Regions from separate parts of the Homo sapiens genome. Here all the other regions are linked to region 2. A link is a contact called in ENCODE Hi-C or POLR2A ChIA-PET data. All regions are on one chromosome and are shown on one strand. The core of a region is the stretch at or near the end of the contact, and the rest is flanking DNA. Distances in the headings are between cores, read along the strand shown. Region 1 holds the start of ZNF20 (zinc finger protein 20). Region 2 holds the start of ZNF627 (zinc finger protein 627). Region 3 overlaps SMARCA4 (SWI/SNF related BAF chromatin remodeling complex subunit ATPase 4). Region 4 holds the start of ZNF44 (zinc finger protein 44).

What was found. Hi-C counts contacts between places; a loop is a spot of excess contacts on that map. ChIA-PET counts read pairs that join two places held with the same protein, here RNA polymerase II (POLR2A). Pooled maps may share reads with other maps.
Region 1: a pooled map shows a loop between it and region 2 (6-fold over the local background). The contact joins the promoter of ZNF20 here to the promoter of ZNF627 in region 2. A Hi-C loop is called at or near these places in 9 of 50 pooled maps. POLR2A ChIA-PET finds 5 or more read pairs at or near these places in 2 of 52 experiments (A673 and MCF 10A).
Region 3: a pooled map shows a loop between it and region 2 (4-fold over the local background). The contact joins the enhancer-like site here to the promoter of ZNF627 in region 2. A Hi-C loop is called at or near these places in 1 of 168 maps with a recorded cell type or tissue (heart left ventricle) and 8 of 50 pooled maps. POLR2A ChIA-PET finds 5 or more read pairs at or near these places in 2 of 52 experiments (OCI-LY7 and naive thymus-derived CD4-positive, alpha-beta T cell).
Region 4: a pooled map shows a loop between it and region 2 (9-fold over the local background). The contact joins the promoter of ZNF44 here to the promoter of ZNF627 in region 2. A Hi-C loop is called at or near these places in 1 of 37 single-sample maps with no recorded cell type and 7 of 50 pooled maps. POLR2A ChIA-PET finds 5 or more read pairs at or near these places in 1 of 52 experiments (naive thymus-derived CD4-positive, alpha-beta T cell).

What each region holds. Positions count from the first base shown.
Region 1 is chr19:12,138,188-12,143,394 of GRCh38, forward strand. ZNF20 (zinc finger protein 20) reads right to left here and starts at 2,163. Exons shown (of 4, transcript NM_021143.4): 1 at 1,993-2,163. The coding sequence starts at 1,995. It overlaps ZNF625-ZNF20 (ZNF625-ZNF20 readthrough (NMD candidate)), which reads right to left. Exons shown (of 8, transcript NR_037802.1): 4 at 4,454-4,528; 5 at 1,993-2,138. It also overlaps the pseudogene RPL17P47. RefSeq lists silencers at 1-34, 1,740-1,949.
Region 2 is chr19:11,593,837-11,599,105 of GRCh38, forward strand. ZNF627 (zinc finger protein 627) reads left to right here and starts at 3,647. Exons shown (of 4, transcript NM_145295.4): 1 at 3,647-3,794. The coding sequence starts at 3,792. RefSeq lists silencers at 3,432-3,561, 3,902-4,041 and enhancers at 3,586-4,584, 3,672-3,751.
Region 3 is chr19:11,034,846-11,039,105 of GRCh38, forward strand. It overlaps SMARCA4 (SWI/SNF related BAF chromatin remodeling complex subunit ATPase 4), which reads left to right. Exons shown (of 35, transcript NM_003072.5): 29 at 69-287. Among named protein-coding and RNA genes, the nearest start is that of LDLR, 52 kb to the right of the region's middle. RefSeq lists an enhancer at 1,380-1,539. Within about 2 kb of position 1,251, at least 14 of the 41 ENCODE cell types and tissues checked have a DNase peak (open chromatin) inside an H3K27ac peak, as active enhancers do; they include OCI-LY7, where a contact is called at or near this core.
Region 4 is chr19:12,291,535-12,296,618 of GRCh38, forward strand. It overlaps ZNF44 (zinc finger protein 44), which reads right to left and starts at 3,349. Exons shown (of 4, transcript NM_016264.4): 1 at 3,158-3,349. The coding sequence starts at 3,160. RefSeq lists a silencer at 2,904-3,133 and an enhancer at 3,684-3,733.

The DNA of each region.
Region 1 (5,207 bases), core at 913-3,412, 540 kb after region 2:
CGCCTGTAAAATTCCAGCACTTTGGGAGGCTGAGGCAGGCAGATCATTTGAGCTCAGGAGTTCGAGACCAGCCTGACCAACATGGTGAAACCCCATCTCTACTTAAAATACATGGGGTATGGTGGCGCATACCTGTAAACCCAGCTACTCGGGAGACTGAGGGCAGGAGAATCACCTGAACCTGGGAGGCGGAGGTTGCAGTGAGCCAAGACCACGCCACTTCAATTCAGCCTGGGTTACAAAGAGAGACTTTCTCTCAAAAAAAAAAAAAAAAAAGGAAACAACCCAAAGACATTCTGAGATGGTGTCTGTGCCTTACGAAGATAAGAGGAGAGGAACAGAGGTTTTTCACTGGAGTATCAAGTGGTTATTCTCTATTCTATGTGAAATGTTCAGAAACAGAACACAAATATTTTAAAAAAAGTTATCCATGACCTTGTGAAAAGATGATAAACCACTAAAATACTGCATCTATGTGAAAGAAAGGATGAAGAAATATACTCTACAATAAAGAAAGTTGATACAGGAGGCTGAGGCAGGAGAATCACTTGAACCCGGGAGGCAGAGGTTGCAATGAGCCAAGATCATGCCATTGCATTCCAGCCTGGGCAACAAGAGCGAAACTCCGTCTCAAAAAAAAAAGAAAGTTGATAATACTGTGAGTTGGAGAAGGGGAGTTAATGTTTGGAGATGCGGAAAAGTAATTGAAAATTTAAGATGTTACTGCAAACTGCTGAAGAGTTAGGGCGGGGTAGCAGGGTGGAGGATTTGAGACCCATACATTAGGAAAATGCAGGAGGAAGCCAGTCCCTATAGACAGTGTGAAAAAATTTAAAGCAGCAGCAATTAGACTGAAGTGTGTTTAGTGCTATAAGAAACTACCTAAGGACACCAAAATCAAACTCAAATTGAGGCAGGAAAATAGGGTCTGGACGCAGGGAACATAAGGCCTATTCAAACTTCAGCTATGAAAGGAAATACCTACTCCATAGGGCGTAAGCCAAGTAAATGATTTTATAACCTTACTTCATCCTCTCCTTTTACATAGAGTATACCCCAAGTAACCAATGGAATCCTCCAGGGGGTATTTAAACTCCCAAAAATTCTGTAACGGGGCCTTTGAGCCCCTGTGCTCAGCCCCGCTTGCACACTGTGGAGTGTTAAATCCCTTCATTCCTTCCTTGCTTTGTGCGTTTTGTCCAATTCTTTGTTCAAGACGCCAAGAACCTGGACCCCCTCCACCGTTAACAAAATGCAATTCTTCTTAAAACTTTCTGGTACCAAAACCACAAATCATGACTGGGCGTTTCTCACTCATGAATCGCTGTTTGCTCAAACTCTTTAAATTTTTTTTTTTTTTTGAGATGGAATCTCGCTCTGTCCCCTAGGTTGGAGTGCAGTGGCGTGATCTCGGCTCACTGCAACCTTCGTCTCCTGGGGTCATGCGATTCTCCTGCTTCAGCCTCCTGAGTAGCGGGGACTACAGGCGCATGCCACCATGCCCGGCTAATTTTTTGTATTTTTAGTAGAGACGGGGTTTCACTGTGTTAGCCTGGATGGTCTCGATCTCCTGACTTCGTGATCCGCAAGCCTCGGCCTCCCAAAGTGCTGGGATTACAAGCATGGTCCACCGCGCCCGGCCCAAACTCTTTAACAGAAAAAAAAATCCGCAGGATTCCCCCATGACCCTCCCGTGGTCCCCGCAAAATCTGAAGAGACGCGGGGCTGCAGGCGCGGAGCTGCCCAGAGAGGGCTCCAGGGTCGGGGCCCACAGTCGCCCGCGCAGGAACAGAACAGGAGGACGCCCGGGGTCCCGGCTGCCGGCCCAGCCGCACCCTGCGGCCGAGGGGACGCAGGGACGAGCTGAGACAGAGGGATTCGGGTCCCAGATCCAGGAGGCGCGGCGAGGAGGCCCAGATCCCACCACAGCCGCTTCCGGCCGGTTCCACCCAGCCCCTCCCCCGTCTGGGGACTCCGGCCCCATACACTCACCATTTCCCGGCTTCTGGGTGTCCCGGTGTCCTCTCTAGGGCTCCCGTGAATAGTGCGGGTCACGGTGCAGGCGGCAGAGCGACAGAAGTTGTGGCAGAGGGACCCGGGGCCTCTCGGAGTAGGAAATCTGGTATCCCGACAACAACCTGCATAGCAACAAAAGTAGAAGCTGGAATGGGCCTCCTCCTTCCGGACGGACCGTTGGCCGGGCTCCGCCCCGGCGCTTCTGATTGGACAAGGTACAAGGCCCCGCCCCCTCAGAACTGAGTGACGGCAGAAGCCCTGGGTAACGAGCCCTGCAAAGCCGGACTGATCGGTTCTAGCCACAGCTTCTCTCTAAGGGACAACTCCTTCCCTGAGCCCTGGTCATTGGATATTTTCTTTTCAGCCAAATTTGCTCCTGATTTTTACACAGGGCACTATCTTCTTCCTCATTCAATGGGCTGTCAGTGCTTCTTCGTCCTGCACAGGGTTGTAAGTGTGTGCAGGGAATTCCAGACTGAGTGTCCAATGGAGCGATGTGCTGACCTCAGAGCAGGAAGGGGAGCCCAGATCAGGCCAGGCACGACTGCACCAAGAAGGAGAGGCAGTTGTCCTTCAGGGGCCCGGAATTAGGGATGAGACATGGCCAAGGCTTTCACACATCTCACCCCACCTCACAGTGTGGAAACTCTCCCTCCTTCCAGACCTTCATCTTCATCGGCAGAAAACTCTCACTTGGTGATTTTAAGCTTCTGACCTAAATAAACTGTCAACTGCATAAGCCCCTTCTCCAGGAGAGGTCCCAAACAGTTATTTCCCTGAACTTGATCTTTACGGATTTTCTTCAGATATGCAAATTACAGTCTGACCCCAGGGACTCTATGCATGTCAAACCCAAAACACTGCTCCCGAAAACCGCCCCAGATTCCAGATGTACAGCCGCAGAAAGGACAGAACTCCTGAAGTGCACCTGCACGTGGGTCTCCTGCTTTCCAGGGCGCTGCAGCATGTCAGAACCCACACTCTTTCTGGATCTGCTCTGAGCAGCTGCAAGCCACCTGCAGGGGAGGGCGGCTGCCCAGGAAGCACCCAGAACTCCACTTCACTCCTTGGCAGGATCCATACTAGCCTCAGCGTCCCGTCCCTGGCGTCGGTCTCTGCTGCCCCCTGCAGGTTATTCACCTGCTTCTCACATCATTCATCAGTTTCCATGAGACAAACATCCTCAATCCCACTGCGAGAATAACACACGAGCAAAGCTCTCCTCCAGTGTGTATGTATAAAGTCGAGGAGGAAGTGTCCAAGATTATTTAACTGCATGAAAGTGAGGCAGTAGTGGCTGGGCGCTGTGGCTCAAGCCTGTAATCCCAGCACTTTGGGAGGGCGAGGTGGCTGGATCACCTGAGATCAGGAGTTGGAGACCAGCGTGACCAACATGGTGAAATCCCGTCTCTACTAAAAATACAAAAATTAGCCGGGTGTGGTAGAGCCCACCTGTAATCCCAGCTACTCGGGAGACTGAGGCAGAAGAATCGTTTGTATCAAAGAGGCTGAGGTTGCAGAGAGCCGAGATTGCACCACTGCACTACAGCCTGGGCAATAGAGCGAGACTCTGTCTCAAAACAAAACAAAAAAACACACAAATGTTTAGTCATGTTACTTATTTCTGGTTTCCAGCCTGACTTTATAACATTCCTGACTCTGGGACTCTCCAGCTCTCCAGAATTATGCTTTGAAGAAAAAACAAGATAGAGCACAGGGCCCACATGTCTCTTATAAACTGTGAACCAAAATATTACATAGCAGCCATCTGTCAGAACTGCTTCCAGGCTATTGTCCTCAGTCACAATCCTAAATCAAACTCACTTTCTTTAACAAATTTAATTTTTTTTCTTCAGTCCACATGAGTAATCTAAAAGAAACACATAGACAGAAGAATCTCTTTATTATCATCTTTCTACCAAGTCAACATCAAGCATTAAAAAAATGTAAAACAAAGTGAAAACCATCCTTCTCTGATTCATCGTAGACCCAGAATCTGCCAGTCACCAACACCTATCTTCATTTTCTCTATTACGGCCAACTTTTATCTAAGAGATATCATAGGGGCATATTTAATAGAGTTTGTCATTTTGTGTTTTATGAATTTTAGAGGTTTTTTTGTTTTGTTTTGTTTTGAACTTTTATTTGCATTTTCTTTTGGCTGAATTTGTTTGTCTCTTAAGTTTATGTTTCTTCTGGGGTATCTTTTTCTTCCGTGCATCCTCCTTTTCTGCTTTTGGAACAAGGTGTTTCTTTTCACTAAGCATCATCTGGATGTGGCAGGGGAGTTTGTGGATGGGTTCATCTGCCCATGAGTTCTGTAAGTCAGGTGGTACATTATGGGTGCCTTTTCCCTGGATGTGCTCAATAACCAGGGAATCTACATCTATACCCTTAAGTTCAGCATAACTCTGCACTTGTAAGCAAATTTCAGTACCTTTTCGGGGCCACTGATGGTGAGTCCAGCCCCAATGTCTGTCTTGCGTACAGCGACCAACTCCACTTTCTAAGACTGAAATGGTACACATAATTTCTGTAAAAGAAAATATTTCAGATACTTGGTGGCTTTTCATATAGGCATACCTGTGATGGCCTGAGCACCTTCACAGTTTACAGTGAACATGAGGGTTTCATCCTTCTAACATGCACGACTTCGTGGGATTTTCTGGGTCATAGTGAATAATGTTCATAGATCAACTCAGGCCACACAAGAGGACAGGTTTTCTTTGGTCTTTAAAAGGAACTGATTAAAGAAAAAAAAAAAAAAAAGGTGGAAGCCAGGCACAGCAGCTGGTACCTGTAGTGACAGCTACTTGGCAGGCTGAGGTAGAAGGATTGTGAGCCCAGGAATATGAAGCTCTCATGCACTAAGATCACACTTGTGAATATCACTGCACTCCAGCCGGGTCCAAACAGCAAGACCAACTCTCTAAAAAAAAATTACATAATAAAATAATTTAAAAAAAAGTTTGTGGTTAGAAAAAAGTTTTTATTTAAGACATTCATTAAAGAAAAAAGTACTTTGAGAAGAGATTAGGGCCAGGCGTGGTGCCTATAATCCCAGCACTTTGGGAGCCCAAGGTGGCAGATCATGAGGTCAAGAGATTGAGACCATCCTGGCCAACATGGTGAAACCCCATCTCTACTAAAAATACAAAAATTAGCTGGGCGTGGTGGCGCATGCCTGTAGT
Region 2 (5,269 bases), core at 2,397-4,896:
TGTTAAGCAACCCCCATAGAGTGTAATCAACAGTAGTCAATCACATCTGTTTTTTTTTTTATTTTAATTTTTTTTTTTATTTTGAGACAGAGTCTTGCTCTGTCACCCAGGCTGGAGTGCAGTGGCATGATCTTGGCTCACTGCAACATCTACTTCCTGGATTCAAGCCATTCTCGTGCCTCAGCCTCCTGAGTAGCTGGGATTACAGGCATGTGTCACTATGCCCAGCTACTTTTTGTATTTTTAATAGAGACAGATTTTCACTATGTTGGCCAGGTTGGTCTTGAACCCCTGACGTCAGGTGATCCACCTACCTAGGTCTTCCAAAGTGTTGGGATTACAGGTGTGATCCACGGCACCCAGCCTCAAATCTTATGTCTGTATATTAACATCTGTATGGAAATGTATTTCTGTTCAGCACCTCTGTTTTTGCCTATATAGACAATTTTCACTTTTCCCCACACTGGGATCATTGATCACTATTCTTCGGTGTCAGCATGTCCCTGATGGCCACCCTTGTACTCTGTGTTTGAATAAACTCTTTTTTTTTTTTTTTTTTGAGACAAGGTCTCTGTCATCTAGGCTGGAGTGCAGTGGTGCCATCATAGCTTACTGCAACCTCGATTTCCTGAGATCAAGTGATCCTCCCGTCCTAGCCCCCCGAGTAGCTGGGACTACAGGTGCACCCTATCATGCCCAGCTTATTAAAAACAATATATTTTTTTGAGAGACAGGGTCTCACTATATGGTCCAGGCGGGTCTCAAACTCCTGTGCTCAAGCCGTCCTCCAGCCTTGACCTCCCAAAATGCTGGGATTATAGATATGAGCCACTGTGCCTGGCCTTGAATAAACTATTTTAACTGGATCTTGAGCCTTTCGATTATTTTAGGTTGACAAAGGGAAAAAAATAAAAGGCATCAGCTCTTTATATCCCCCACCACGCCTGGCTAATTTTTTGTAGTTTTAGTAGAGACGGGGCTTCACCGTGTTAGCCAGGATGGTCTCAATCTCCTGACCTCCTGATCCGCCTGCCTCGGCCTCCCAAAGTGCTGGGATTACAGGCATGAGTCACTGCACCCGGCCAATTTTTGTATTTTTTTGTAGAGATGGGGTGGGAGGGTTTACTATGTGGCCCAGACTGGTTTCAAACTGCTAGGCTCAAGCAATCCTCCCGTCTTGGCCTCCCAAAGTGCTAGGATTGGAGGCATGAGCCACTGTGCTCAGCCCCTGGCTAATTTTCATATTTTTTAAATGGGGTTAGGGGTTGGTCTCACTATGTTGCCCAGGCTGGTTTCAAACTCCCGGGCTCAACTGATCCTCCTGCCTTGACCTCCTAAACTGCTGGGATTACAGGCATGAGCCACCATGCCTGGCCATAGATTCTTTATGATTTTTATTCTGCCATCTTCCCTGAATCCTCCAACCTGCCTTTTTTTTTTTTTTCAGGCAAAGTCTTGCTCTGTCGCCCAGGCTGATGTGCAGTGGCACGATCTCAGCTCACTGCAACCTCCACCTCCCAGGTTCAATAATTTTTTGTATTTTTAGTAGAGACGGGGTTTCACTATATTGGCCAGGCTGGTCTCAAACTCCTGACCTCGTTATCCTCCTGCCTCAGCCTCCCAAAGTGCTGGGATTACAGGCATGAGCCACTGTGCCCAGCTTAACCTGCCTTTTTTTTTGAGACAGTTTCTCTCTTGTTGACCAGGCTAAAGTGCAATGGTGTGATCTTGGCTCACCGCAACCTCCACCTCCCCGATTCAAGCGATTCTCCTGCCTCAGCCTCCCGAGTAGCTGGGATTACAGGCATGTGCCACCAGGCCCGGCTAATTTTGTATTTTTATTTATTTATTTATTTTATTTTATTTATTTATTTATTTTTGAGACGGAATCTCGCTCTCTCTCCCAGTCTGGAGCGCAGTGGCGCCATCTCGGCTCACTACAAGTTCCGCCTCCCAGGTTCACGCCATTCTCCTGCCTCAGCCTCCCGAGTAGCTGGGACTACAGGCGCCCACTGCCACGCCCGGCTAATTTTTTGTATTTTTAGTAGAGATGGGGTTTCACCGTGTTAGCCAGGATGGTCTCGATCTCCAGACCTCGTGATCTGCCCGCCTCGGCCTCCCAAAGTGCTGGGATTACAGGCATGAGCCACGGCGCCTGGCCTAATTTTGTATTTTTAGTAGAGATGGGGTTTCTCCATGTTCCGAACTCCCGACCTCAGGTGATCCGCCTGCCTCGGCCTCCCAAAGTGCTAGATTACAGGCGTGCTCCATCGCACCCAGCCCAACCTGCCTTTTAATACTAATACATTACTTTGGGTCTCATCCCACATCACTTCATCAGAGAGCATCCTTCCTCTCACCTCAGTTATTTCTACTTTTTTTTCCACGTATAGATGTTTTTTCAGGGACCGGAGGGTATGGGAGGAAGCCTTGGCACGCCTCATCCCAAATGCCCGTTTCCCGGAACATCAGGCCCTTCCTCCTCTTCCTGTCCTCCCTGGCCTAGCCTGGGCTCCCTCCCGTTCTGAGGCAAGGCGATTGCTCCATGTCACAGTGAGTGTGGAGTTCCCTGCACATACTGGTGACCTTGTGTCCGGAAGGAATTAGAAGGAAGAGCTCATGGAGTGCCAGAAGAAGACAGTGCCTACTCTGGCAAGCTAGAAGCAAGCTCTGCATTAAATGCAAATATTGGCCGGGCACGGTGGCTCACATTTGTAATCCCAGCACCTGGGGAGGCCTAGGCAGGAGGATCACTTGAGCCCAGGAATTCACGACCAGCCTGGTCAACATAGTGAGACCCCATCTAACCCACCCCACCCCCGTCACACACACAGCACCAACAACAAAATAAAATTAGCAGAGTGTGGTGGGGCGTGACTTTGGTCCCAGCTACTAGGGAGGCTGAGGCAGGAGGATCGTTTGAGCCCGGGAGATTGGGGCTGGAGTGAGCCGAGATCATGCCACTGCAGTCCAGCCTGGGTGACAGAGCAAGACCCTGAAAGAAAAAAAAGAAAGGAGGGAGGGAGGGAGGATGGAAGGAAGGAAGGAAGGAAGGAAGGAAGGAAGGAAGGAAGGAAGGAAACCAAAACAAGGCCACGCGTGGTGGCTCACGCCTGTAATCCCAGCACTTTGGGAGGCTGAGGTGGGCGTATCACTTGAGGTCAGGAGTTAGAGACCAGCCTCGGTAACATGGCGAAACCCCGTCTCTACGAAAAATACAAAAATTAGCCAGGCGTGGTGGCGGGTGCCTGTAATTCAGCTACTCGGGAGGCTGAGGCACGAGAATCGCTTGAACCCGGGAGGCAGAGATTGCAGTGAGCTGAGATCGCGCCACTGCACTCCAGCCTGGGCGACAAAAGCGAAACTCCGTCTCAAAAAAAAAAAAAAAAAAAAACCAAAACAAACCCTCAAATATCCCTCGGGCTGGGTGCAGGGAGGAAACTCGGCCTGAGAGGCGCAGTGGCTAGAACCAGTCAACACTGCTACGCACAGCCACGTTTCCATGGCTTCCTACGTCACTCAGGCCTTAGGGGGCGGGGTATGTCACCCTATCCAATCAGGGGCGCTGGGGCGGGGCCCTGCCAACTGTCCATTCAGATGGGCCCGGGAGAGGAGGGCAGGGCCTGCGCCTCCCTACGGAGCCTTTGTTTCTGGCGACCGTCCCCACCCGGGCTCGCGTCTCCGTTTCTCCGAGAGGCCCAAGGTGTCTCCGCCGCAGCCTCTGTCGCGCCGTGACCTGTACAGGTCGCGGGAGTCGTAGGGAGGACGCCGGGACACCTGGAAGCCGAGAAATGGTGCGTGTGAGGGGTCAGGCGTCCCCAGACCTGGGGGAGGGGCTGGTTGGAACCGGCCGGAACCGGCTGTGGAGGGACCTAGGCCTCCCTGCGGCGACTCCGGGGTCTGGGACCCGAGTTCCCTCGGCCGCAAGGTGGGGCTGGGCCAGGAGCTGGGACCCCGGTCGTCCTGTCCCGTCCCTGCGCGACGCCTGCGGCCCCGCAGCCCCGCGTCTCCCCACATGGTGCGGGGGCCGCGGGAGGGTCATGGGGGTATCCCTCCTCGGATGTGGTTCGTGTTGCAGGAGCTGCGGTCTGTGGCCGCCCCCCACAGTCCCGCCTTTCTCCCGTTAAAAATTTAGAGTTTATTTGAGCAAACAGCGGCTCATCGATGGAGAAGCTCCCGGTCGTGGTTTGTGGCTTGGGGATCCGTTGGAGGGAATGGAAGGAAAGGCTGTAAGGTGCAGGAGGAAGCGAACCAAATTCAGTACTTGGTTGGTGACAGTTATGCAGTCGCCTTATTTGCTCTATCTAGGTGGACATTTTCTGCTTATGTAGTCAGAGGTGGATTGGTGGTTGTGGTTTATTAACCCTAAATTTTATTTCCTTATAAACTGGTAATTTATAAGAATTTCATTTGAGGCTGGAGCGCGGTGGCTCACGCCTGTAATCGCAGCGCTTTTGGAGGCCAAGACAGGAGGATCGCTTGGGCCCAGGAGTTGAAGATCAGCCTCGCAATATAGCGAGACCCCATCTCTGTTAATTTTTTTTAAATGAACATATTCAGACTGAGACCAAAAAACTACTACAAATTTTTAAAATATAAAATCAAATAAAAGAATTTCATTCGACTTAGATTTCTGTTTCCTTGGGTAGGAAACCAGGACACCATAGCCACAGCCCTCTAATTGTCTCCAAATTAATTATTTTAACACTCCCCAGGGGGACAGGGTCCCAAATCCTTGACCTTGTTCCCCTAGCCTGACTCCTCTGGCGCTTGCAAATAATTCTTGATACCACTTCTTTCACCATATTCCCAAAAGGTAACTCCAGTCACGACATTATCAACTCTTTGTCCTTTATTGCACATTTCAAACTAATTAATTTGTATTATTTTTTCAAGGAGCAATCGATTGGTCTTTTAAAAATATTTGCTTTCTGTTTCTGAACATTTCACAGGAGAGGAAAGCAGAGAATACATGTATGAGACCCTGCTGTGAAAAAACCTTTGTGCCTCTTCTCCTTTTCTCTCTCCTAGGCACAGGGATGTTCTCAGAATGTCTTTTGGTTGGCCTGGTGCCATGGCTCATGTCTGTAATCCCAACACTTTGGGAGGCCAAGGCGGGAGGATCACCTGAGGCCAGGAGTTTGAGACCAGCCTGAGCAACATAGTGAGACCCGGACCCTAAAATAAAAAAAACAAAAAACAGTGTCTTTGGGTTGGGGTTCCCCTTTGGAAACTTTAAACTGTGATATGTCTTCAGAGCATCCTCCTT
Region 3 (4,260 bases), core at 1-2,500, 560 kb before region 2:
GTTCTGGCTCTAGCGTGCCCCTGGTGCCTGCATGCTGATGCCTCTCCCGTTGCCTCCCTGCCCACCAGCGCATGGACCTGGACCGCAGGCGCGAGGAGGCCCGCAACCCCAAGCGGAAGCCGCGCCTCATGGAGGAGGACGAGCTCCCCTCGTGGATCATCAAGGACGACGCGGAGGTGGAGCGGCTGACCTGTGAGGAGGAGGAGGAGAAGATGTTCGGCCGTGGCTCCCGCCACCGCAAGGAGGTGGACTACAGCGACTCACTGACGGAGAAGCAGTGGCTCAAGGTACATGCTGGAGAGGCCCAGCAGCTGCCGCAGGCCAGCGCCAGGCAGGGCTGGGGAGACAAAGGGCCCACCGCCAGGACTCAGGCCTGGGTCCAAAATGCTTTCCTTGGGCCACTCCTGGCCAGGCTCCGCAGGCAGCCGAGAGCCTTCCGATGTGGGCCAGGGATGGTCAGGTCCTTTTGGCTCTGCCTTGGAATGCAAGAAGGACCCACGGTTCCTGAGCAGCTCAAAACCTGCTGCTGGTTATGGTTGGTCTTTCAAGTAAAAGGGTTTACCTCTTCCCGAGGTTAAAAATCATGTTGCTGATCTCAGTGGACTGCTGGCTTTCCCAGTACCTGCCAGGAGGGAGGCACAAGGGTGAATCATGGACTATTGAGGCGCCCTGCAAAGCGTTGCACTGCTGGCTGCAGGCAGCCTCACTTTGGGCAAGTCCCCCCCCATGAGCTGGGGAGACTCAGTCATGGGGAGGGAGGAGAGGGCAAGCCCCCAAGGGCCTCTGAACCTGGCAGGTGCTGCACGGGGCTGGCAGTTGCTTGTGGAGCTGACGTGAGGGCCCGTTCTCAGCAGATGGCAGCTGGCCCTGCAACAGCAGCTGCAGATGTCTTTGAGTCAGTCGTGCGGTGCTCCTGGGGCTTCACCCGACCCAACTTTCCCAGCCCAAGGCACACTGTGACAGATGCCTGGCACTGATGTCCTCACTGGGGTTACGGTGACAGATCAGACCCCTTCCCAGCTCAGGGGCTCTGAGTTATAGAGACGATGATTCAGAATCCATCCCTGAAGTTGTGTCATAAAAATGTCCTGAAGCAATAATTCCGAGAAGGCAGGTGGCAGCTTTTGGCTATGCCATGCAAAGTGCCACACCCAGGAAAGAGCCATGTGGCCTAGCCCATGTGGCCAAACAGCCCCGGTTCCCTCCTGGGACCTCAGCAGCCCAGACTCATGAGCTTGCCTGCCAAGCTGTGCACCAGAGGGCGCTGTTGAAACACACCAGGAGCCCAGGTGACAGACAGGCCATCCTGTTCCCCAGCCAGCCTCCCAAGCACAGCGCTCCAGGACCCAGAAGAGAAACCCTGAAAAGACAGTGTGAGCCCTGCCACAGACCTGTGTGACAGCAGAGCTGTTTGGCTGCTGTATGAGTGTCACCGGCCCTGCATTTTTTTCTTTTTTAATAAAGACAAAGTCTTGCTGTGTTACCCAGGCTGGCCTCCAGTTCCTGGGGGCTCAAGTGATCCTCACACCTCAGCCTCCTGAGTAGTTCAGACTACAGGTACACACCAACACGCCTGGCTAATTTTAAATTTTTTGTAAAGTGGGGGTCTCACTGTGTCACTCAGGCTGGTCTCAAACTCCTGGGCTCAAACAATCCACCCGCCTCGGCCTGCAGAGTAGCTGGGATTACGAGCATGAGCCACGGTGCCCAGCTCAGCCCTGCATATTTGAGGCAGTGAGTACCTTTTAAATTTAAGATCAGTTCATACGTGGCTGCTCTATGTACATTTTTTTCTAGGTGTAATTTACATACCATACAGTTCACCCTTTTGGGGTATATGATACAATCATCTTCAGTGTATCCAAGAGTTGTGCATCTCTCACCACAGTCCATTTTAGAACATTCTCATCGCCCCCAAAAGAAGCCCTGCCCCGATTTGCCATTCCTGGTAATTCATGGATTCTCCCCAGCCCCAGGCAACCACTGATGTACTTTCTGTCCATATAGTTTTACCTGTTCTGGGCGTTTCCTGTCAGTGGAGTCCTACAGCGTGGGATGCTTTGGTGTCAGGCTTTTTTCACGCAATGTAACATGCTGACCCATGATGCAGCAGGTGTGTTGCATTCTTTGATGGTGAAATAATCCTGCCTCGTACAGATTTGTCACATTCGGTTTTTCTGTCCATTCTTGATGGACACTTGGGTTGTATCCACTTTCGGGCTATTACAAACAATACTACCGTGAACATTCACGTACACGTTTTTGCGTGCACGCGTTTCTCTTTAATATGTGATTTCTCTTTAATATCTGATTTCTCTTTAATATGTGCCTAGGCGTAGAGTTGCCGGAACAATGTTAGTTCTCTATTTAACCTTTTGAGGGACCCCAGCCTGGTTTCCTTGGTGGCTACGCCAGTTCACAGTTCCACCAGCTGTGTATGAGAATTCCTCTTTCTCTACATCCTCAGCAACCCTTGCTGTTCCCTCGCCCGCTGATTCTAGCCATCCCAGCACGTATGAAGTGCCATCTGAGTGTGGTTGGATTTGCATTTCCCTGATGGCTAATGGTGTGGAGTATCTGTTCATATGCTTCTTGGCCCTTTGTGTATCCTCTAGAAAGAGATGTCTAGTCACATCATCCTTTACCCAAATTTAAAATATATTTATCTTAATATTGAATTGTAAGTTATTTACAAGTGCCTTATCAGATATCATTTGTAAATATTTTGTTCCATTCTGCACATTCTCTTTTCGCTTCCGTGATATCCGTTGAAGCACAGAAGTGTTTCATTGTACTTACAGTCGATTTTTCTTTTTCACCTGTGCCTTGGTGTTGTATCTGAGAAACCATCGCCTATCCAAGGTCACGAAGACTTGCCCCTGTCTTTTCTCCTAGGAGGGTTATAATTTGATCTCTTCCATGTAGATCCATGTAAGATCCATTTTGAGTTAAATTTTATACATGATGTGAGGTAGGGGTCCATCTTCATCCATCCAACTGGAAATCCAGTTGTCCCAGCAGCATTTGTTGAAGAGACTATTTTTTCCCATTGAGCCCATCTTATTACACAGTATATTCAAATTCACAGTTGTGAAAAATATTATACAAAACACTGTCTCCCCACTACTGTTGGCTGTGGAATTGGCACCACTTTTCTGGCAGCCATCTGTTGCCAAGTGAACTCAAAGCCTTCAAAATGCTCCTATGGCCGCCATCGGACATGGCCATGACTGTGGCAGCCTAAAGCAACAGAACTATTTTCTCTGCATTCTGGGCCAGAAGTCTGAACCCACGGTGTGGGCAGGGCTGTGTTCCTTTCGAGGCCCTAGGAGAGGACCCTTCCTTGGCTTTTCCAGCTTCTGATGGTTCCAGAAGCCTCCTGGCTTGGGGCAGCGTCACCCCATCTCTGCCTCTGTCTTCATGGGGACTTCTCCTCTGTGTCCCCTTCTGTGTCTTTTAAGAACAATTTTTAAAACTTAATCCCAAAAGTAAAGACCTCATTTGCAAAGAAGGTCCCATTCCGAGGTTCCAGGTAGACATGAGTCTGGGGGGCACCCGCCGCTCCGCCCTGGGTCTGCAGGGGGCCTTCTCCTGGTGCCTCCTGCCTGCTGTGCCCTCCATGCTGCTTCTTTGACCCGGTTGCCTTCCATCCTCCTGGGCCCCTCAGGCTCTCAGCTTCCCATCTTCTCTAAGACATGTCTGCTCCATCATTCTGGTGTCTCTCTCTTCCCTCCTTCCTGGCACCTGACACGTTTGTTACCCCACTTGTGGGGTGTTGCTGTCTGATCACCATCTTCCTTCCAAGGGTAGGGGAAAGGGCCCTGGCTGGTTCAAGTCACAGCTCTGTCCTCAGCGCCAGGCACAGTGCCCAGCTCACTGGCACAGCCTCAGATTCCCTGGACACCTGGCTCCCCGGCTGCATTTTTTACCATTGGGATAAGTTATTAGTACCATTGAAAATTAATACCTGGGGATTCTCTTAATATTGTTCATATTCATGTTCTTCTCAGCAGTTTTACCATGAGGAATCTGTCTTAAACAATGTCAGTTGTCAATAGCGTTATTTAAAATAGCAACAACAATAAAAAAAGGTGGTCAGACCTGGCAGCTTGTGCCTGTAATCCCAGCACTTGGAGAAGCCAAAGCGGGGGGATCATTTCAGCTCAGGAGTTTGAGACCAGTCTGGCCAAAATAGCAAGACCTTTGTCTCTATTAAAAAAAAAAATGCCAGGCACAGTGACACATGCCTGTAATCCCAAG
Region 4 (5,084 bases), core at 2,099-4,598, 700 kb after region 2:
CAAAAATACAAAAATTAGCCAGGTGTGGTGGCGCACGCCTGTAGTCGCAGCTACTTGGGATGCTGAGGTGGAAGGATCTCTTGAGCCCTGGAGGCAGAGGTTGCAGTAAGCTGAGATCGTACCACAGCACTCCTGGGTGATAGAGGGAGACCATGTCTCAAAAAAAAAAGAAAAAGGCTGCGTGCAGTGGCTCACACCTGTAATCCCAGAACTTTCATTGGCCGAGGCGGGAGGATCACCTGAGGTCAGGAGTTCAAGACCAGCCTGGCCAGCAAGGTGAAACCCTGTCTCTACTTAAAAATACAAAATTAGCCAGGCATGGTGGCATGTTCCTGTAATCCCAGCTATTCGGGAGGCTGAGGAAGGAGAATTGCTTGAACCTGGGAGGCAGAGGTTGCAGTGAACCAAGATAGTACCATTGCACTCCAGCCTGGGCAATATAGTGAAACTCCATCTCAGAAAAAAAAAAAAAAGAAAAGAAAAGAAAAAAAGTTTTTAAAAAATGGAATAGGGCCTGGGTCCAGTGGCTCATGCCTGTAATCCCAGCACTTTGGGAGGCCAAGGCAGGAGGATCACTTGAGCCCGGGACTTCAAGACCAGCCTGGCAACATGAGGAAACCCCATCACTACAAAATACTCAAAAATTAGTAGGGCATGGTGGGCATTCCCAGCTACTCCGGAGGCTGAGCCCAGGCAGTCTAGGCTGCCTAAGCTGCAGTGAGCCATGATGGTGCCACTACACTCCAGCCTGGGCAACAGAGGGAGACCCTGTCTTATAAAAAATAAAAATAATAAAAAAAAGGAATAGAAAACTACATATATATAATTTGTTTTCTGAATTCCAACTCTTTCTGGCCTCTTTAGAAACACTTTATCTTCTCTATAATCTCTAATGATAGGATGCCCTTTACAGTTAATAAAAAATTAAATTGGAAATAACTGAACAAATCTTTTCAGGGTAACTAACCCAGGGTGGGGCAGAACTGACTGGAACACAGACAAGTCTCACTCAACCGTCAGGTCAGGTCGTTCTATCACCTGGCACATCCGCCAGCCCCACGGTGCTCATTGAAGTGCTCAGCAACCACATTCCTAGGAGACACTGCCTTATGTCTTTTTCAGGCTCATGCAAAACCTCATTGGGTGGGTTTTTCAGTTTTTAGAAACAGTTTTCTAGCTTCACAGTCGGAGAGAGTCCAGAAGGCAGAAATCATTTGTCTTGTCCCCTGAATAACACCATCCAATTTTCTGATAAGCCATGCGTCACCAAGGAATGGAAACTAGGCTTGGGGAAAAAAATGTCAATGTCCCAGAGGTTAGGTTTTTTTTTTTTTTTTTTTTTTTTTGAGACAGAGTTTCCCTCTTGTCGCCCAGGCTGGAGTGCAATGGCATGATTGTGATTTCGGCTCACTGCAACCTCCACCTCCCAGGTTCAAGTGATTCTCCTGCCTCAGCCTCCCATGTAGCTGGGATTACAGGCACCTGCCACCATGCCCGGCTAATTTTTGTATTTTCAGTAGAGATGGGGTTTCACCATGTTGGCCAGGGTGGTCTTGAACCCCTGACCTCAGGTGATCCGCCCGCCTCGGCTTCCCAAAGTGCTGGGATTACAGGCGTGAGCCACCGCGCCCAGCCCAGGGGTTAGCTTTTTACAGGAATGATATACCAGAAGATTCCTCCCACCCCAGTGCATCCACCTGATCCTTTGGGAGGCCCCACTCCAACACCTCAGGCTGTCCTCTGGGAAGAGTGACCCAAGGGCCGATATCCACTAGGCCCTCCATGAGATTGGCAGCTTCCAGCATCTTAGGGTAGCCCCAGAAAGTTCCATAACACAGGGCCTGGAAAAGATACAGGGTGGGCTGAGGTCACATCACCCTGTAAAGGACATACTGAGAAGGCATCTGTGCCTAGGGGAGATAAAAGAGGCACAAAGGTTTGGTTTTTTTTACAGCAGTGTCAGGTGGTTATTCTCTTCTTCCTCACATGTGAAATGTTAAGGAAAACAAAATAAATCTGTTTAAAAAGAGCCATACATTGCTATCTGAAAACAAACGACAAAATTCTGTGTCTATTTGAAATATCGTCTTGCTGACAAAGGGTTCATAACGTTACTGGGAATTGAGGAGTGAAGTTAGCATATGGAAGGCTCTGGAAACCAAAAGATTTACTGTTAGCCCCAAGAGGAGTTAGGATGAAGGGACAGGTCTCAAAGACCCTGATGCCAATATCTTTGAAAGCCTCGGAGGAGAAATGGTCGCCCTTGGAAAGAAAGGACTGAAGAGCACAGAGACCACAGCTCCTCCCACACACAAACCCCACACACGAGTCTGGTTTGTGCCTAGTGACCCTCCCACCGTCACCGTGCAGCCTCCTCACCGGGCTCACAGGAACTGCGAGCCAGGCTGGAGGCGAGATTGCAGTTAGATATTAACCAGGTGCCCTCAGCCCCGCTGCTTCACAGGAAGCCGCCTCCCTGAGAGTCAGGTCACAGCAGACGCTGACCGCCGGCTTCCCCATTGGCCTGGGGATAAGATCTCTGAGAGTTGCTCAAGAGTCGTCTAAGTTCTTTCTCAGATCTTGAATTCCAGCGGAAAGGCTGGCGCCAAGCAGGCTGAAGACCCCACAAGGAAGCCCACTCAGCAGCAGAATGCGGTTTCTTCACCTCCAGTCCCAAGATTCACCCCTCACTTCTCCACCAACCAGCGACCCCACATCCCAACCACCCCCGTCCAGACCCCTAAACACCCCATCCTCAAACCTCTCACGGAGGCGGATCTAGGGTGTCCTCTCCTATTAAACCGTTTCTGCTGCAGCCCTCGGCGTCCGGGTGCAGTGACTTGGGCTGCGAACCTGTACTGGTTCCGCCGCACAATCTGGGGAGAAGCGGGGCTGAGGGCGCGGAGCTGCCCAGAGAGGGGCGCCGGGGCCGGGGCCGCAGTCGCAGCTCAGGGACGGGACAGGACGCCCGGGGTCCCGGCTGCCGGCCCAGCCCCACCCTGCGGCCAAACGGACCGAGGACCGAGGTGCGCAGGGGGCGCTCAGGTCCCAGACCCCAAAGACGCTGCGGCGAGGCCCGGGTCCCGCCACAGCCGGTTCCGACTGGTTCCGACCAGCCCTTCGCCCTGCCTCAGGACGCCGGGCCCCGCACACTCACCATTTCCCGGCTGTGCGGTGTCCCGGGTCCTCCCAACTCCCGTAGTCAGGGTAGGTCCCAGCGCGACAAAAGCCACCACAGATGTCCCAGGGCGTCTCTCAGTGACAGAATACGGAACAGAGGTCACCAGGGTGAAGAGGCCACTAGCTCCTGGAACGTCACACCCTCCTCTCTGCCTCGCGCCTGATTGACAATTCTCAGGAACCCGCCCACGACTTTGATTGGGTAGCCCTCCAGGTCCCGCCTCCTGGGCACTGAGTGACAGAAGAAGCGATCTCACAGTGCTGAGTGCAGCCGGATGAACAGGTTCCAGACCCGGCCCCTGGCAGGGCGGGCTTCCTCCCTGCGTTGTGACCCGACCCGTCCCGGGAAACGTTTGCCTTAAAGCGGAATTTCCTACCTGTACGCAGTGGGCCCTTTTTGCTTCTTCCTCCTGAACAATTGTGTGCAAGGAATCCCAGACTCACTGTCCAGTGGAGCCATCCCTTGGCCTCAGAGCAGGAGGGCAGCCGAGGCCACACAGGCCACACTGTAGCAGCGGGGGACAGGGGGTGGGTGGGTGGGGGGGTGGTGCTGATGTCCTCCAGGGACCAGGAATTTGGGATGAGGCTGTCGCCTGCAAGGTCAAGCCTTTCTTCCACTATAAGCGCTGGATGGGTTCTTTCTGCGCGCTACGCAAATAAAGACCACGGTATTGCAGTTAAAAAAAAAGTTTAATAAACACTAGGCCAGCTACGATACGTGAGAGACGGAGTTACTACTCAAATTATTCTCATCCAAGGTCCTCTGGTAGGGGTTTTTCAAGGGCAGTTTGGGAGAAAGGGTGGAGGTAGCTAGGCTTGCTACTGACTGGTTGGGGTGGGGATGAAATCACTGGGGATGGAATCTGTCCTCTTGGCAGTGCGTGGTGGCTCACCGCTGTAATCCCAATACTTTGGGAGGCCTAGGTGGGAGGATCGCTTGAGGCCAGTAGTTCAAGACCAGCCTGGACATAGAGTGAAACTCCGTCTCTATACTATAAGGGAGGAGACCACCCCTCATATTGTCTTATGCCCAATTTCTGCCTCCAAAGAAGAAGTAAAAACTAAAAGGCAGAAATGAAATCCACAGGCAGATAACCCGGCTTGTGCCCTGGGCTGGGTAGTTAAAAATCAACCTCTGACCTAACTGTGTTATCTATGATTCCAGACATTGTATGGAAAAGCACTGTGAAAATCCCTGTCCTGTTCTGTTCAGTTCTGGTTACCGGTGCATGCAGCCCCCAGTCACGTACCCACTGTTTGCTCCATCAATCACGACCCTCTCACGCGGACTCCTAGTTGTAAGCCCTTAAAAGGGACAAGAATTGCTCACTCGGGGAGCTCGGTTTTTGGAGACGTGAGTCCGCCGATGCTCCCAGCCCAGCTGAATAAAGCCCTTTCCTTCCACAACTCGGTGTCTGAGGGGTTCTTGTCTGCGGCTTGTACTGCTACATATTTAAAAAAGAAAAAAAGAGGCCGGGCCCGGTGGCTCACACCTGTAATCCCAGAACTTTGGGAGGCCCAGGCGGGCGGATCACCTGAGGTCGGGAGTTTGAGACCAGCCTGACCAACATGGAGAAAGCTCGTCTCTACTAAAAATACAAAATTAGCTGGGCGTGGTGGCACATGTCTGTAATCCCAGCTACCTGGGAGGCTAAGGCGGGAGAATCACTTGAACCCGGGAGGTGGAGGTTGCGGTGAGCTGAGATCGCGCCAAGCCGAGATCGTGCCTTTGCACTCCAGCCTGGGCAACAAGAGCGAAACTCCGTCTCAAAAAAAAACAAAAAAAAGACAAAAAAAAAAAAAACCTATCCTGTTATGCTGAATCACTTCTGGTTGGGGCCACAGGAGCAGAGTTGGCAGGTGCAGGTGGTGTCAGACATGCAAAAAAAAAACAAACAAACAAA